2 separate regions of the Homo sapiens genome follow, and region 1 is linked to region 2. Evidence: read pairs that join two places in POLR2A ChIA-PET (ENCODE). Cell type or tissue: PC-9. All regions are shown on one strand. Region 1 overlaps LOC105371376 (a long non-coding RNA gene). Region 2 overlaps DNAAF1 (dynein axonemal assembly factor 1).

The links. ChIA-PET counts read pairs that join two places held together with the same protein. Peaks named below come from ENCODE experiments on the same cell type or tissue, not always from the same donor. Only the 100,000 strongest peaks of a DNase experiment are listed, where the experiment ranks them.
Region 1: POLR2A ChIA-PET joins it to region 2 with 13 read pairs; 2 of 35 experiments call an interaction of 5 or more read pairs at or near these places.

What each region holds. Positions count from the first base shown.
Region 1 is chr16:84,641,806-84,644,305 of GRCh38, forward strand. It overlaps LOC105371376 (a long non-coding RNA gene), which reads right to left. Exons shown (of 4, transcript XR_933817.2): 4 at 844-2,003. Among named protein-coding and RNA genes, the nearest start is that of KLHL36, 5.5 kb to the right of the region's middle. In PC-9, no CTCF peak of the experiment used is centred here; a DNase peak (open chromatin) is centred at 1,546; H3K27ac peaks cover 605 bases.
Region 2 is chr16:84,161,478-84,163,977 of GRCh38, forward strand. All of the region lies in intron 6 of DNAAF1 (dynein axonemal assembly factor 1), which reads left to right. Among named protein-coding and RNA genes, the nearest start is that of DNAAF1, 17 kb to the left of the region's middle. In PC-9, no CTCF peak of the experiment used is centred here; no DNase peak of the experiment used is centred here.

The DNA.
Region 1 (2,500 bases), 480 kb after region 2:
ACCATGTTAAATGCTTTTCCTGCTCTATCTCATTTAATCCTTAAACTAACCCTAGGAGAGGAATGCTATTATTATTCCTCCTTTAGAAGGTCAGCACCATGAGGAACATAATTTTCTAATCTGCACTATTAATGCTGTGTTGTCAGCACCTAAAATAGTACCTAGCACATGGCAGACACTCAATAAGTATTTGCTGGCAAATAGATTAACTCTCATTTTGCAGATGAGGAAACTGAGGCCCAGAGTTGTACGTAACTTACTATCTCAGAGCAAAACAGAAAAGTTTCCAGGATACAGAGATGTGTGTGTGTGACTGGCAGTGGCAGCAAGTAACCAGCAAGTTGCAAGCAGCTGCGTGTGTGCCCTTCCTGCGGCAACAATGCTGGGAGGGCTTTGATCTGAGTTGCTTTGTTTTATATATGAGAGATTTGACGGGTCCAAAGGAAACGAGGCTCACACAGGGTTACCTGCTGAGCCTGGGGTCCAGCCAGGTTTGCAACCTTGAAATCCTAAGTCCCTGAGCCACTTCATTTCTATAGTTGTCAGAGAGACATGCAATCAGGTCCAGCGTGCCTTGGAGGAACAGGTTGTGGGCAATGCCAGCCTGGCTGGGGACCTCAGTGACCATTCTGTTTGAGAGTAATTCTGACCCAACAGACCCCACGACAAGAGTCAGCTCAGGCAAAACTGTGATGCACAGGAAGCCTCCTACCTGTTTCCCTCCCTCCTTCTCCATCACTCTGTCTGGGGGGCTGGTGTCTTCCTTTCATTCCAATCAAACATGATCTCTAAAAAGTGCCTGAACCTGATGAACGCTATGGTATAAATGACTACGAAAAGGTATTCATTTTTGAATCATTTCTATTTTAACAGGAATCAAAGGCTCAAGACAAAGAATACCTCTCTAAATGGCAGAAAAAGTGTCCATTTCCAAATGATTTCTGTTTTAGCAGGAATCAAAGCCTCGAGAGAAAGAACACCTCTCTAAATAGCAGAGTGTCTACCACCATCAGCAAAAGCTACAGTGTACAGGGCTTTACGTACCAGGCACTGTTCAAAGTAGTCAGCCTGTATTCATTCACGTAATTCTCACGACGGCTCCATGAGAGAGGAATAAGCGCTTCATTTAGAGATGGAGAAACTGAGGCACAACGGAGCTAAGTTGCTGGCCCAGTTCACACAGCTGGGAGTAGCCAGGTCAGGACTCCAATCCAGGCAAAGCAGAGAGAAAAATACTGGTGAGGAGGAGGGAGGAGGAAGTGGGACGTTCCAGCTGAGGAGAGGTCTTTTTTCCTTAATCTGATGTTAGGGGCCACCCAAGCACTGGGGCCAGACGCCCACCATGGCTCTGCGCATTTGCTGGTTTGGTGATCTGAGGACATCTGTTGCTTCTTGTCCTCTGGTTTAACAGTTACAAGTGTACAGGAGCATGTGGGCCAAGCATCCCGCGTGCGGACGTGATCTGGCTTGGCCTGCAGGCCTGCTCTTTCATGCCAGGCTGCAATTTTTTGAGATTACTCAACCTTCGGAAGGGAAGCTGGGCCAAGGACAGACCTTTGGTGAGAAGCAGGGGGAGTTTAGAGAATCAGCCCTCCTCCTCCTCCTCCTCCCAGCCTCCTCCCCCAGGAGACTCGGACTTGGAAACACCCAGCAGGGAAAATTGCTGCAGCAGCAGGTAGCAGTTATTATGGGACCTGGACCGCCCCTTCCAGGCCCAGCTGTTCTCTGGGAAAGCCTGGCGGCAGCTCTCACACCCTCTTCCAAATGGTCTTCAGAGGGAGACGGAGATGCTCCTCGCCCCGCCTGTTGATCTTCACCACTGCAACCTCCTGTGTCCCAGGCATGGTCAGCTTGCAGCCCTGGGGGCGGCTTCTGGTGTTCTGGTGAACTGGTTAACTGGGCACTGGCATAGATAGCCTGGGTTTCTCATCCTGGTTCACGTGCTTACCAGCTGTGTGATATCGGGTGAGTCATCTAATCATTCAGAACCTCAGTTTCCTCATCTGTAAAGTGGGGAGAACAATAGCATTGACCATAGGTTACTGTGAGGATTAGACAGGGGAGGGAGCAGAGCAGTTAGCACAGGGCCTGTGCATGAATTATGATCAAACTAGGCCTAACTTGCCCAGGCCCCGCCCCATGTTTTTGCTATTCTGGGCTTCCAGATGGTGTGCCTCTTTCACTGGGTACTCTTCTGTGACATTTGTTTCTGCACAGAGGTATTGAGGATGGAGATAACCTAAGCCTGGAGTGGTCGTCTTTGGTGACAGTGGCAATTGTTCCACCCAGGAAAGAAAGGAAGAAAGAAAGAAAGAAAGAAAGAAAGAAAGAAAGAAAGAAAGAAAGAAAGAAAGAAAGAAAGAAAGAGAGAGAGAGAGAGAGAAAGAAAGAAAGAAAGAAACGAAGGAAGGAAGGAAAAGAAAGAGGAAAGAAGGAAGGAAGGAAGAAGGGAAGGAAGGAAAGAAGGAAGGAAGGAAAGAAGGAAGGAGAGAGAAAGGAA
Region 2 (2,500 bases):
CACAAGCCTCCCAAGTAACTGAGATTACAGGCGTGCACCACCAAACCCAGCTAATTTTTAAGTTTTTTGTAGAGATGGGGGTCTCACTATGTTGTCAAGGCCAGTCTCAAATTTCTGGCCTCAAGTGATCCTCCTGCGTTGGCCTCCCAAAGCTCTGAGGCTCCGAAAGCCTCACAGGCATGAGCCACCACACCCCTGGCATTGAATCTTAATCCAGCCACTGACTAATTGTTTGACACTGGGCACTTGCTGTCATCTAGGATGCAGCAGGTATCTGCTCATCTGTCGTTTTATTAGAGCACTCTCCATGACCTATCTAAATAGTACCTTCTCCACTTGATGTCTCTTCGGCCTGATTTGATTTCCTTTTAGGACACATGAGTCTCTGACATATACTCATTTCTTTGTTTAGGGTCTGTCTTCCCCGACTAAAAGGGCTCCTCTAACAGAGATCAGCTCTTACATTCACTGCTGGGTCCCCAGCCTCTAGAATGGTGACTGGCATGTAGCAGGCAACAGATAGGCCTTTGCTGGCTGTCTGCTCTGAGATCAAAGGGTCTGAGGATTTCTTACTGTGTGGTAAATGGACTGGAACATGGTTTATTCTCCTTGGCATATTCTGTCTCAGTGACTCGTGGTCTTTCTCTGCTATAGTATACTTTGCAACACCCTGTCTGACTATTTCCAAACACCTGTACCTTTGATTTTACAGCAGGGATCTGCTTCTTCTCTCTTAAGGTAAGCCTCCTGTTTTTAAACCACCAGACTTTGTTTTTCAAATAACAACTTTGTTGAGGCATAATTCACATACCATACAGTTTACGTATTTAAAGTGTACAATGTGGCTGGATGTGGTGGCTCACGGCTGTAATCCCAGCACTTTGGGAGGCTGAGGTGGGTGGATCACTTGAGGTCAGGAGACTCCCTCTCAAAAAAAAATAAATAAATAAAAATAAAAAACAAAGTGTACAATGCAATGGCTTTGAGTATATTCACAGAGTTGTGCAACCATCACCACAATCAATTTTAGAACATTCTCATCACCCTAAAAAGGAAATACTGGATGGGCATGGTGGCTCACACCTATAATCCCAGCACTTTGGGAGGCGGGGGCGGGCAGATCACCAGGTCAAGAGATTGAGACCATCCTGGCCAACACGGTGAAACCTCATCTCTACTAAAAATACAAAAATTAGCTGGGTGTGGTGGCGGGCGCCTGTAGTCCCAGCTACTTGGGAGGCTGAGGCAAGAGAATCGCTTGAACCCGGGAGGCGGAGGTTGTAGTGAGCCAAGATCACGCCACTGCACTCCAGCCTGGGTGACAGTGGGAGACTGTCTCAAAAAAACAAAAAAAAAAGAAATACCATCCCCATTAGCAGCCAACCCCCTATTTCTCGCTCCCTGAAGGCCCTGGCAGCCACTCCTCTGCTTTCCCTCTCTGTTGATTTGCTCGTTCTGGACATTTCATATAAATGGAGTCACTCACCATGTGGCCCTGTGTTTCTTTCACTCAGCATCCTGTTGTCAAGGTTCATCTGCGATGCAGCGTGTTCCATCCAGTACTTCATTCCTTTTTATTGCCAAATGATACTGCATTTTGATACACTACATTGTATTTGTCCATCAACTTTCAGAAATTAGGGTTGTTTTCACTTTTTGCCTGTTGTGAATAATGAAGTTTTTGTGTGGACAGCTGTTGTCTTCTCCTGGGTATGTATCTAGGAGTGAAATTTCTGGGTCATACAGGGACTTTACATTTAATTTTTGAGGAGACACCACATGGTTTTCCAAAGCAGCTGCACCATTTTACATCCCCATCAGCAGTGTAGGAAGGTTCCAATTTTCCCGTATCCTCACCAACACTTCGGGTTGCCTGTCTTTTTTTTCCTCTCTCTCTCTCTTTTTCTTTTTTTTTTTTTTTAAGATGGAGTCTTGCCCTGTCGCCCAGGCAGGAGTGCAGTGGTGAGATCTGAGCTCACTGCAACCTCTGTCTCCCAGGTTCAAGCAATTCTCCTGCCTCAGCCTCCCTAGTAGCTGGGATTACAGGCATCTGCCACCACACCCAGCTAATTTTTCTATTTTTAGTAGAGACAGGGTTTCACCATGTTGGCCAGGATGGTCTCAATCTCTTGACCTCATGATCCACCCACCTCGGCCTCCCAAAGTGCTAGGATTACAGGTGTGAGCCACCGCACCCAGCCCTGTCTTTTTATTTCTAGTCCTCTGGATGGTATGCAGTGGTGTCTCATTGTGGTTTCCATCTGCTTTTCCCTGGTAGATAATGATGTTGAGCACGTTTCATGTACTTATTGGCAGTTTTTATATCTTCTTTGGATAAATGCCTGTTCAGTTTCTTTGCTGATTTTTAAAAAATTAATAGACTTTTTTTTTTTTTTGTGGGGGACAGCGTTTTGCTCTGTCACCAAGCAACCCTCCCACCTCTCAGCCTCCTGAGTAGCTGGGACTGCAGGTGTGCACCACCATGCCTGGCTAGTTTTTG